Regions from separate parts of the Homo sapiens genome. Here region 2 is linked to region 1. Evidence: read pairs that join two places in POLR2A ChIA-PET (ENCODE). Cell type or tissue: MCF 10A. All regions are shown on one strand. Each heading gives the region's core, and the rest is flanking DNA. Links, peaks and the distances in the headings are about the cores only.

What was found. Peaks named below come from ENCODE experiments on the same cell type or tissue, not always from the same donor. Only the 100,000 strongest peaks of a DNase experiment are listed, where the experiment ranks them.
Region 2: POLR2A ChIA-PET joins it to region 1 with 9 read pairs; 10 of 35 experiments call an interaction of 5 or more read pairs at or near these places.

Annotation. Positions count from the first base shown.
Region 1 is chr13:114,311,078-114,316,455 of GRCh38, reverse strand. It overlaps CHAMP1 (chromosome alignment maintaining phosphoprotein 1), which reads right to left and starts at 1,953. Exons shown (of 3, transcript NM_032436.4): 1 at 1,813-1,953. RefSeq lists silencers at 1,616-2,295, 3,068-3,362. In MCF 10A, for the core only: no CTCF peak of the experiment used is centred there; a DNase peak (open chromatin) is centred at 2,055.
Region 2 is chr13:114,232,121-114,237,452 of GRCh38, reverse strand. CDC16 (cell division cycle 16) reads right to left here and starts at 2,556. Exons shown (of 18, transcript NM_001078645.3): 1 at 2,321-2,556; 2 at 754-808; 3 at 557-654. The coding sequence starts at 2,368. RefSeq lists a silencer at 2,238-2,597 and an enhancer at 2,708-2,757. In MCF 10A, for the core only: no CTCF peak of the experiment used is centred there; a DNase peak (open chromatin) is centred at 2,582.

The DNA.
Region 1 (5,378 bases), core at 180-5,179:
ACCACAGGCTCACGCCTGTAATCCCAGCACTTTGGGAGGCCAAGGTGGGCGGATCACCTAAGGTTGAAAGTCAGAGAGCAGCCTAACCAACGTGGAGAAACCTCGTCTCTACTAAAAATACAAAATTAGCCGGGTGTGGTGGCAGGCGCCTGTAATCCCAGCTACTTGGGAGGCTGAGGCAGGAGAATCGCTTAAATCCGAGAGACGGAGGCTGCAGTGGGCCAAGATCGCATAACTGCACTCCAGCCCAGGCAACAAAAGTGAAACTCTGGCTCATTAAAAAACAAAAACAAAAATAAAAACAAAAAACTTGCCATTTAGGCCGGACATGGTGGTTCATGCCTGTAATTTCAGCACTTTGGAAGGCCGAGGCGGGTGGATCACCTGAGGTCAGGAGTTCGAAACCAGCCTGACCAACATGGAGAAACCCTATCTCTACTAAAAATACAAAATTAGCCAGGTGTGGTGGCAAGCGCCTGTAATGCCAGCTACTTGGGAGAATGAGGCAAAAGAATCCCTTGAACCCAGGGGGCGGAGGTTGCAGTGAGCCAAGGTCGGGCCATTGCACTCCAGCCTGGGCAACGAGAGCGAAACTCCCGTCTCAAAAAAAAAAAAAAAAACAAAACTTGCCATTTAATCATTTTTAAAAGCACAATTTAGTTAGTTTAGTACTAAAACGTTGTGCAAACATCACCACTATCCACTTCCAGAACTTCTTCACCACAAACAGAAATTCTGTACCCATGAAACAGTAACTTCCACTCTCCACTTTCAGTGCTGGTAATCTCAATTCTGTGCCTGAGGGGGAATCATACAGTATGTCTTTTTTGTGTCTTATTTCACTCAACATAATGTGTTCAATGTGCTCGTTTATACTGTATAATGTGTTCGTTTATATTGCAGCATGTATCAGAATTTCATTCCTTTCTAAAGATGAACAATGGTCCATTCATTATATGTATATACCACAGCTTGCCTTTCATCCACATGTTGATAGACATCTGGATTTTGAATAATGCTGCGATGAACATTTGTGAACAAGTATCTGAGTCTCTGCTGTCAATTTTTGGGGGTATAAACCTAGAACTGAGGAACGACTACCAATTTCCATAGCTGCTGCACCACCCTACTTTCCCACCAGCAATGCACCCGAGCTTCAATTTCTCCACATCCCCAACACTCATAATTTCCCTTTTTTTTAATAGCCACCCTAACAGGTGTGAGGTGGTATCTCATTGTGGTTTTCATCTGCATTTCCTTAATGGTTAGTGATGTTGAGCATCACTGCACGTGCTTATTGGCCATTTGTCTCTCTTCTCTGGAGAAATATCTATTCAAATTCCTTGCCCATTCTTGAACTGGGTTGCTTTTTGTTGGTCAGTTGCATCTCTTCTTGTATTCTAGACATTAACTCTTTATCAGGTTTACAAATGTCCTCTCCCACTTTGGAGGCTGTATAGCGGATTTTTAAACAGTAATAATGACAGAAGAGGAGGCAGTCTAGAACTAAAACAGAAAGAATGGCTTTCGTCTTGTGCCGCCCTCAACTTCCCAATGGTTTCAAACGCAATGTTTCCAGCCTCGGCAGCGACTGACACCGGGCCTCCCCGCTCCCTGCACAAAGACGCACTCCCGCCCCGGCCTGTGGGGGCGGGCCCTTCCCTCGGGCCGTGTGGGAAGCGAGGCAGCGCAGGCCCCCTTCACTCGGACCCGCGGCTTCCCGGGACCGTCCCCGCCAGGTCGGCGGCCGACACGGGGCTCGGGGATGCAGGCCCCAACCACGCCCCTCCCCCGCTCGCTCTCGCTCCTCACCGGTCCGGCCGCGGGCGGCGTCCAGTGGGCGATGGACCGCGCGGAGGGCCCGGCTCGCGGTCGCGGGCGGCTCCGCGAGGCCCTGCAGCGCAGCGGCCTCCCGAATGGCGACTGGATGCAGGAGCCGGGATCCGGGTGCGCGAGCGTGCGCGCTCCCGCGGGACGGGCGGGGGCTGACGGGAAGCAAGTTTGGCGCCGCGCGCCCTCCCGCGCGGGCCAATCAGATCGCCGATCGCGTGGCGCGGCTGTGCCAAAAGTGCGTGGGCAAAACTAGCGGCTCGCGCGGGCCTTCGGAAGGGCTGCGTGCCCGCCCCGCCCCGGAAGTGCCGCACGTGCCCACTCCGCCTCCGCTTCCCGCGCGCGCCCGGGCGCGGCTCCGGGAGGGTTCCGCCGCGTCTGGCCTGTGGCCTCCGGCCAGGCCCTTGGAACGGCCCCGGCCTGCCGCCGCCGTGCGGATATCTCTTCCTTTTCTTGCTGTTTTGATTGTTGTGTGAATGAATTTATTAGGAAAAAAAGAGCTAGACCTGCCCCATACATTCTCAGGGATATTACTGGCATAATACCTATGACAAAAGTACAAGACAAAGTTGTTGGATGACAGTAAATATTCCTTTTCTCATCACCCCGCCTCCACTGAAAGTCCCGATTCCCAGAAGTTATCTTCTTCGTTTTTTGTTTTCAGTTTTATGAATGTTACCACCACAATTCTAATTAAAATGCATGCACCTCTAATGCTGATGCCATCAGTCTGTATGCTTTGAAAGACTGTAAAATTAGCTCACACTGCTCTCTACCTTTGTACCCTTCTGAAGTTTTGCTTGTTGTGAATTTCATTTTTGTTTTTGTGGTGAAAATGAACTATAGAATGGCCGGGCGCGGTGGCTCACGCTTGTAATCCCAGCACTTTGAGAGGCCTAGGCAGGTGAATCATCTGAGGTCAGGAGTTCGAGACCAGCCTGTCCAACCTGGTGAAACCTTGTCTCTGCTAAAAATACAATATTAGCCAGGCGTGGTGGCGGGCGCGTGTAACCCCAGCTACTAGGGAGGCTGAGGCAGGAGAATCCCATAGAACCGGGGAGGCGGAGGTTACAGCGAGATCGCGCCACTGCACTCCAGCCTGGGGGAGAGAGTGAGACTCTGTCTCAAAAAAATAAAAATAAAATCCATAGAATTTACCGTCTTAACTATCTTTACGTGTACAGCTCAGTGGTGGTAAGTATATTCATAACACCACCATCCATCTCTGTACCTCTTTCATCTTGAAAAACAAACTATGCATTACATGTTAACTCTCGGTTCCCCTCTACCTTCTACTTTCTGGCAGTCACCATCTTACTTCCTGTGTCTCTGAGTCTGACTACTCATAAGAGTGGAATCATACAGTATTTGTCTTGTGACTGACTTATTTTACTTAGCAGAACATCCTCAAGGTTCATCCATGTTGTAGCACATTGTGGAATTTCCTTCCTTTTTAACACTGAATACTATCCCATTGTATGGATATGCCACATTTTGCTTATCCACTCACCTGTTGATGGACACTTGGCTTGCTTCCCTATTCAAGATATTGTGAATAATGCTTTGACATTTTCAAAGAACCAATTTTTGGTTTCATTGATTTTCTCTATCGTTTTCTATTTTCTATTTCATTTATCTTGGCTTTAATCTTTATTATTTCCTTCTTTTTGCCAGCTTTGGATTTAGTTTTTCTTTTTATAGTTCATTAAGTTGTAAAGTTAGGTTGTTAATTTGAGATTTTCTTGGTTTTTGATGTATTTATAGCTATAAACTCCCCCTTTAGCATTGCTTTTGCTGTATCACAAAAGTTGCTATATTGTGTTTACATTTTTTTCTTTTCTTTTCTTTTCTTTTTTTTTTTTTTTTTTTTTTGAGACAGAGTCTCGCTCTGTCGCCCAGGCTAGAGTGCAGTGGCGCCATCTCGGCTTACTGCAAGCTCCGCCTCCCGGGTTCATGCCATTCTCCTGCCTCAGTCTCCCGAGTAGCTGGGACTACAGGCTCCCGCCACCACGCCCGGCTAATTTTTTTGTATTTTTTTAGTAGAGACGGGGTTTCACCGTGTTAGCCAGGATGGTCTCGATCTCCTGACCTCGTGATCCGCCCGTCTCAGCCTCCCAAAGTGCTGGGATTACAGGCGTGAGCCACAGCGCCTGGCTCTACCTCCCTTTCATGCAAAATTTAGGATCCTGTGTTAATTTCCGGAATGATTCTGATTTCTAGGATTCAAATATCAATATTAAATATTTTAGGATTTTTCTAAGTTTTGTTTTTGCAGCAAAATTGATTCATTAAATTTAATAGATTTCTTTAAAAAGTATCCACCTAGTTACAAGCTTTTAAAAGAGCCAATGAAAACAGTTTGTAAACTGTAAATGTTAAATGCAGAAATGAGAGGATCTTTTATTTTCTCTGAATAGCAAAGATTTACTGATTGAGAACTTTTTGAGATCCTGACTCTTAATATGAAACAGGTTCGTTGTGGCTGCAGGACCTAATTTGAATGGCTGCTTCAGTTGTTTTTTCCTGAAGTGTCAGAATGAGTTGATGATCCCAAGAGACCTATTCCAATTGAACACTGAACAAAACTCTAGCAGAAGGCAACTCTTGGTGACGAAATAACAAAAACCAAAACACCCTCTGCTATTATTCTGAATTGAAATCATGTTAAAAAAGCTATTGTAGTTATAGAATATTAAATAGTTCAAGATGAATAATGCAAATAAACTCCCAATTTGGCCTTTTGAAAGGTTCCCAGTATATTGCACTAAACTTTAAAGTAACCAAAGAAAGCAGAAATAACTCTCATAAAATCCTGTACTAAAACCAGACCCTTATGGACTTTCAAAATTTCACTTAAGGATCTATTGAACATATACTTCTCAACAGTTTATTTTGATGTTTTCTCAACCTATACTATGTTCCAGGGACCAGACTTGAATCAGGGAATGGGTAGAGGCAGGTGAACTACAATTGCAGTAGAAAGTGGCAGCCTGACAGCCTTTGAGGAGCTGCAAACTCATTAGCTGAGATGGCACTGGACTTTGTCATTTGTCTTCTGTGTATAAAGAATAACAGTGCTGAGTATCTGCACATATTCAAAACCTACACAGAATCATGTTGTCAAATGAAGCAGCCAAAATCAGACTGGCTTTCTGTCAGAAAGTCAGACTTAATTTTTCCATTCAAATTGCTGCATTAATATGTATTACAAGGAACATAATAAAAATTAGAAATAAATTATTAAGTGCTTCCTGTAAGAGAAATAATAAAAGCAGTCCAGCTTATAATTTAGATCTAATATAATCAACTTAGCTACTTTATAATAAAAAAGGACAAATTATTCTGCTATTTCTACTTAATTTATAATAATGCAAAATAATGGGAACTAAAATAAGTTACTTAATGGGAAGTATGATAAAATGGAATTCCTCCTGAGTATCTAGCTCTGTTGCTGGGCTTTGGGGAATGTCAAAGTATAGTTCTCAAAAGTTAAACACATGACTCACACGAATATAAAGTGAACACATATCAGAGGATTTATTTTATTT
Region 2 (5,332 bases), core at 1-5,000, 79 kb after region 1:
CTGGGTGTGGTGGCATGCACCTGTAGTCCCAGCTATTAGGGAGGCTGAGGCAGAAGGATCACTTGAACTCAGGAGTCTGAGGTTATAGTGAGCCACGATCATCCCACTGCACTCCTGGGTGACACAGAGAGACCTCAAAAAAACAAAAACAAAGAAAAATTGCATCAAGTTAAATAATTTCAACAGAAATGGAATATACACCTAAAACCCTAATGACTTTTTTTTTTTTTGAGACAGAGTCTTGCTCTGTTGTCCAGGCTGGAGTGCAATGCACGAACTCAGCTCACTGCAACCTCCACCTCCCAGGTTCAAGTAATTCTCTGCCTCAGCCTCCCGAGTAGCTGGGATTACAGGCGCCTGCCACCACGTCCGGCTAATTTTTGTATTTTTAGCGGAGATGGGGTTTCACCATCTTGGTCTTGAGCTCCTGACCTCATGATCCACCTGCCTTGGCTTTCCAAAGCGCTGGGATTACAGGTGTAAGCCACCGCGCCCGGCCACTAATGACATTTTTTTTAAAGCTCTGAAGAGCTTTAAAGTTCATACCATCACTTACTTTGTCCAGTTTTCGTGACCGAAGTGCATGGGCGGCTCTGTGATATTGTGCTGTCAGGTAAAGACACTGAGCCAACCAATAGATGTCCTGGGGTTCTTCTGGAGGGAAAAATTCACATAAGTGGTCAGAGGTACAAGGTGAAATAGAAAACGAATTTTAAGATTAATCAGAAAACCAGTTAGCATTTTGTCACTTACCACGAGAGAGTGAAGCTACTTTATCTGCCCAAAATAGAGCACTTTGATACTGTTGCTGCATACCAAAAAAAAAAAAAGGTGGTAACTGCCCTGTTATTTTAATAGTCTTAAACAGTTATCTAATATTATTATAATTCTATGTAATATATTAATATAATTCTATGTAATAAATCTTCATCTCAAGACAACAATTTGTTACATCTCTATCTTACATCTCACGTAGGGTAAATTTTAGTTCAGTGTCGCAATACAAACATTCCTGTAATATCTTTGTATATGCAACTTATGAAGGTAATTTTTTAAAACTCATACACTGTAAAAATGTATCGTGAAACATACAAGTGAAATGCAAGTGAAACAGCAAAAGCTAGTCATTAACAATTCATGTGTGATTTATATAACACTTTCAACGAGCTGTTAATGAATCCCAAAGTGAAATTTAGAAGACAGAACACTATACTCAAATACCTTATATAACACAGTGGCAGTTTTAATAACACTCAAGTTTAAAAACACACACACATAAATTAACTAAGCTTCACTGAACATGGGGAAGAACTCACCTCCTCCAAGTCTAACAAAAATGAAGGAGCCGACAATGAGGGCCACCCACAGTGACCTACGGCTAGCTTTAGACCCTGTTCTGCTCCTCAGTCCTCAGTCTTCTACAGTCTCTGCCTCAGTTCCCCTGGAGACAAGCCAGGACCACTGCTGCTAGCCCGAGGCAGGAGGAATGCCAACGGGATAGTTATAAATATGCTCAATACCGGTGTCTCTGGCTGGAAACCGGGCCTGTCATATTCCTCACTACGTCTCCGTACCGAAGAAAAAGTGATCAGAAAACACTGAATTCAACTGACTCATGGTAAATAAAAACACAGCCCTCCAAATGGACTGCAAACATTTGGCCACGTCAGTTAGCACCCAATTCCGAAAACTCTGCATTACCATGGCTTTTCTTTCCCTTTCTTTCCAATTTCCTGAAAGAGCAAGCATTTCAACAAAAAATAAACAACAATATAGATAAAACTGATGCTGCTGATTCTCGAAGACACTTCTTGCCTTAAACGCTCTCTGCTATTCAAAGGTAGTGCAGAGAACACAGACATAGTTAACGAGAATTTTTAAAGTATTGATTTGAGACAACAGGCTTCTTCACATCTTTATTCACTTAAATTCAGCCCAGTAAAAATTACAACTAAACCTCTCAAAAATGTTTTATTAGCTAGCCCTGCAACTTTCCTCCAAAAATTGTCCTTCAACTTGCACTGAGTAGTCAGTGTTTCCTGGGCACCTCCTCCGCGCCAGGTGCAGAACGAGGCTCAGACCCGACTGAGGCGCCCCGTGCGCTCGGGGGCCTCCACTCCCCGGGCTGTGCCCCTCCCAGCTGCAGGGACCGCTCCCTTCTGGGCGAGGCGGAGACAGCGCTGCTGGCCCCAGATGAAGGCCCAGGGCCGGCCCAGTCCTTCCCCACCAAGAGCCCCGACAACAGTCACCCCAGCCCCACGCCGCGCGGAAAAAGACCCGGCGAGGCCTGGGCCCCGCACCCCGAGTCGGGGCCGCCCACCTGGTCGAGGTACTGCCGGACGCGCTTCCGCAGCCGCTCTAGGTTCATGGCGGCGCGGGCCCGGCCTCACGCCACACTCCGCCGCTAGGCGCGCGCCTCCTGCACCCTAAGCACCCCGCCCCGTGCCCGTGCCCGTGCCTGCAGCCGCCGCCGCCGCCCCAGGACTCGAAGGCCGCGGACTCGAAGGCCGCAGGTCCCCACCCACACCCGCACCCCCCACCCAGGCCCCGTGCACTGCCCAGGCTCTTCCGCTCCAGGCAGGCCCCGCCCCGGAAGTCCACAGCAAACGAATCCCATCTGGCGCGGGAAAACGGACCCGAGTTGTTGGTTCCGATGCCTCTCCTGGCACGTGGGCTTCTGGTTGCCTTGGGGCGAGAGCGCGGCCTCCCTGGAATCGCTGCGGCGCCTCTGGGCATTGGCGAGAGAGTCAGGAGGGCTCGGGGCCGGACCACCCACCCGGGCAAAAAAGCAGGTGGCTGCTGAGCCTTCTTTCCCCAGAATGTAGTCAACATTTTAAAAATAAGAGCAACGCACTCTCATTACAAAAAAAAAAAATTGTGTGCACAAACAGCAAATGAAGTCAAAGACAACCTAGGGAAAAATTTGAAACCTATCACAAAATTCGAATTTCCTTATAATGTAGAGCCAATATTCCCTTTACATATATGTAATAAGTCAGTGGGAAGAGACCAATGGCTCAGGAGAAAGACAGGCAAAAAACAGTTCACAGGGAAAGAAATGCAAATAGACTTTAACATACGAAAGAAAGTCCAACTTAATTCATAATAAAAATTAAAATTAGAGTACCACTTTTCATATGTTAACAAAGATCACAAAGGTTGATGACACTGCTAGCAGGAATGTCGGGAAGCAGGCACCCTCAAGTTTTGTGAGTGGTATTGGTATACTCTCTAGGATGAACGAATTGGAATATCTTCCAAATTTAAAGGTGTTCGTGCTGTTAAACCTAATGATTTTTATTTTGGGAAATATACCATGGATTTGCATTTTTGCATGTGTGCAAAATGACCTGTGGTTTCGTTTGTAATAGCAAAAGATTGCAGACAATTTAAACACCCATGAAGTATGGAACTGAGTAAATAGGTCATGATACGCTCACGTAATGGAATACTCGCTGGCTGTTCAAAAGAACAGTCAGCTTTGCATGGACATTGAACGATCTTCAAGATATAGTATGTGGGAAAAAGCAAGTATAGGATCGTGTTTATCGTATGCCTGCATTTGAGTAAAATACGAATTTAATGATAGGTAGAAAAATCCCTAAACTGTCCCAGGAAGGAAAAATGAGAAAACCGGCATAGCGCAAGGCCTCTGGAAGGAGTGCTGGAAGATGAGAGATGGTAGAAGTGGGAGAGGTACTTCCTTGGATATCTTTTTGTGCTTTTGAATTTCAGTCAATGTGCATATATTACCTTTTGTGAAATTAAATCATTCAAACTTAAAATAATTTAAACTTGAAGCTGTTGGAACTTTGAATTACCTGAGCCTTGAGGGGAATGTGGCTACGCGGCCTAGGTCATGCCACACCCAGCTGTAACTTCTGCCTTTTTCCCTGTAAACAATAAAGACCAAATGGCACCGGAGATAAGACCCCCTCAGATCACTACCCCTCCTCATGGAGTTATAACGCAATCTTCCTTCAAATACAGAGATCCCTAACCAATGGAACCGCTGCGGCGTGTGCCCCTGGTCTCATATGAGAACTGTGGTGATCCTGCTGGAGCTTCTGTCTCCGCCTGGTAAGAGAGACCTGAGCTCCACTTGGAAAGGCTGACCCCATTTGTCCAGGTGGCCATTCTCAGGCTCTGTGCTCAAATACACACTATATGTAATCATATTTCTGAATCTCAATATTAAGGTTGACACTTTTAAAAAGTAAATATAACTTTTATAAATATAAAAACCTAAAAGAGTAAAAAAAATTCAAAGAAGCAAAAAAAAAAAAACTTGCTGTAAAGAATCCCACCCACTCAAAAATTCTCTCACGCTACTGTAAGTAATCTGCCGTGTAATTTTCTATGTGTGTGTATACATATATGACTGGGTAATATTTTGAAGTTGTGTTTAAAAATTTGTCCCCCTGTATATTTCCTTTTCCTCCTCCTTTCCCACTTCTGCAAGCAGGCAGTAATCAACTCTGCTCATTAACTTGGGGCAGGCATGTGGTGAGGTGTGTTTTAAGCCATATTTTCAACGACTTCTATCCATTTAATGAGATTCCTAGTTAACCAAAAATGAGTGACTGAGGCAAATGTCTCCATCAGTAGAAGTCTGATGATGGGCCCGGGAAAAACGCAAGCCACAGAAGCATCAACTGTGCCATCCAAATAGGGTTATGGGGACTGGGTGTTTAGGAGGAGACGGCAAGCAGGAGGAAAAAAAGGGAGGGGTCCACAGTGATGCTCTGATTAGTGCTCAGTAAACCAACAATTTACATAAGATGAGGCAAACATCTGACAAGAGGGAGTAGAGGAAAGAGTTATGTAGCCCATATCAGGGTAGGCAGAAGAGTGACTAATCTCATCTTGTCCTTGTTTTGTACCTGGAAGGTAAATTTGTAATTAATATTGCCAGGGCGAGATTTAACAGAAATCACTTTCAGGAGTCCTCTGCCAGATACCCTAACTCATCACTCTCAAGTTCAAAGTTCCAGAGATCCCTAGAGCAGGGGCACAATGCTGCCAGGTTCTTTGCTAATGCACAGCAAAAGTGACCTTTGCTTCAGTTCCTAGTAAGTTTCTCATCTCTATCTGAGACCTTATCAGCCTGCCCATCTCTCCATATCACTATCAGCATTTGGGTCACAACAATTTAAAAGTCTCTAGGAAGTTCCAAATTTTCCCCCATCTTCTTGTCTTCTTCTGAGCCCCCCACATTTTTCCAACCTCTGCCCATTACCCAGTTCCAAAGTTATTTCCGCATTTTCAGGTATCTTCATACGAATGCCCCACTTTTCAGTACCAATTTTCTGTATTAGCCTGTTCTCACATT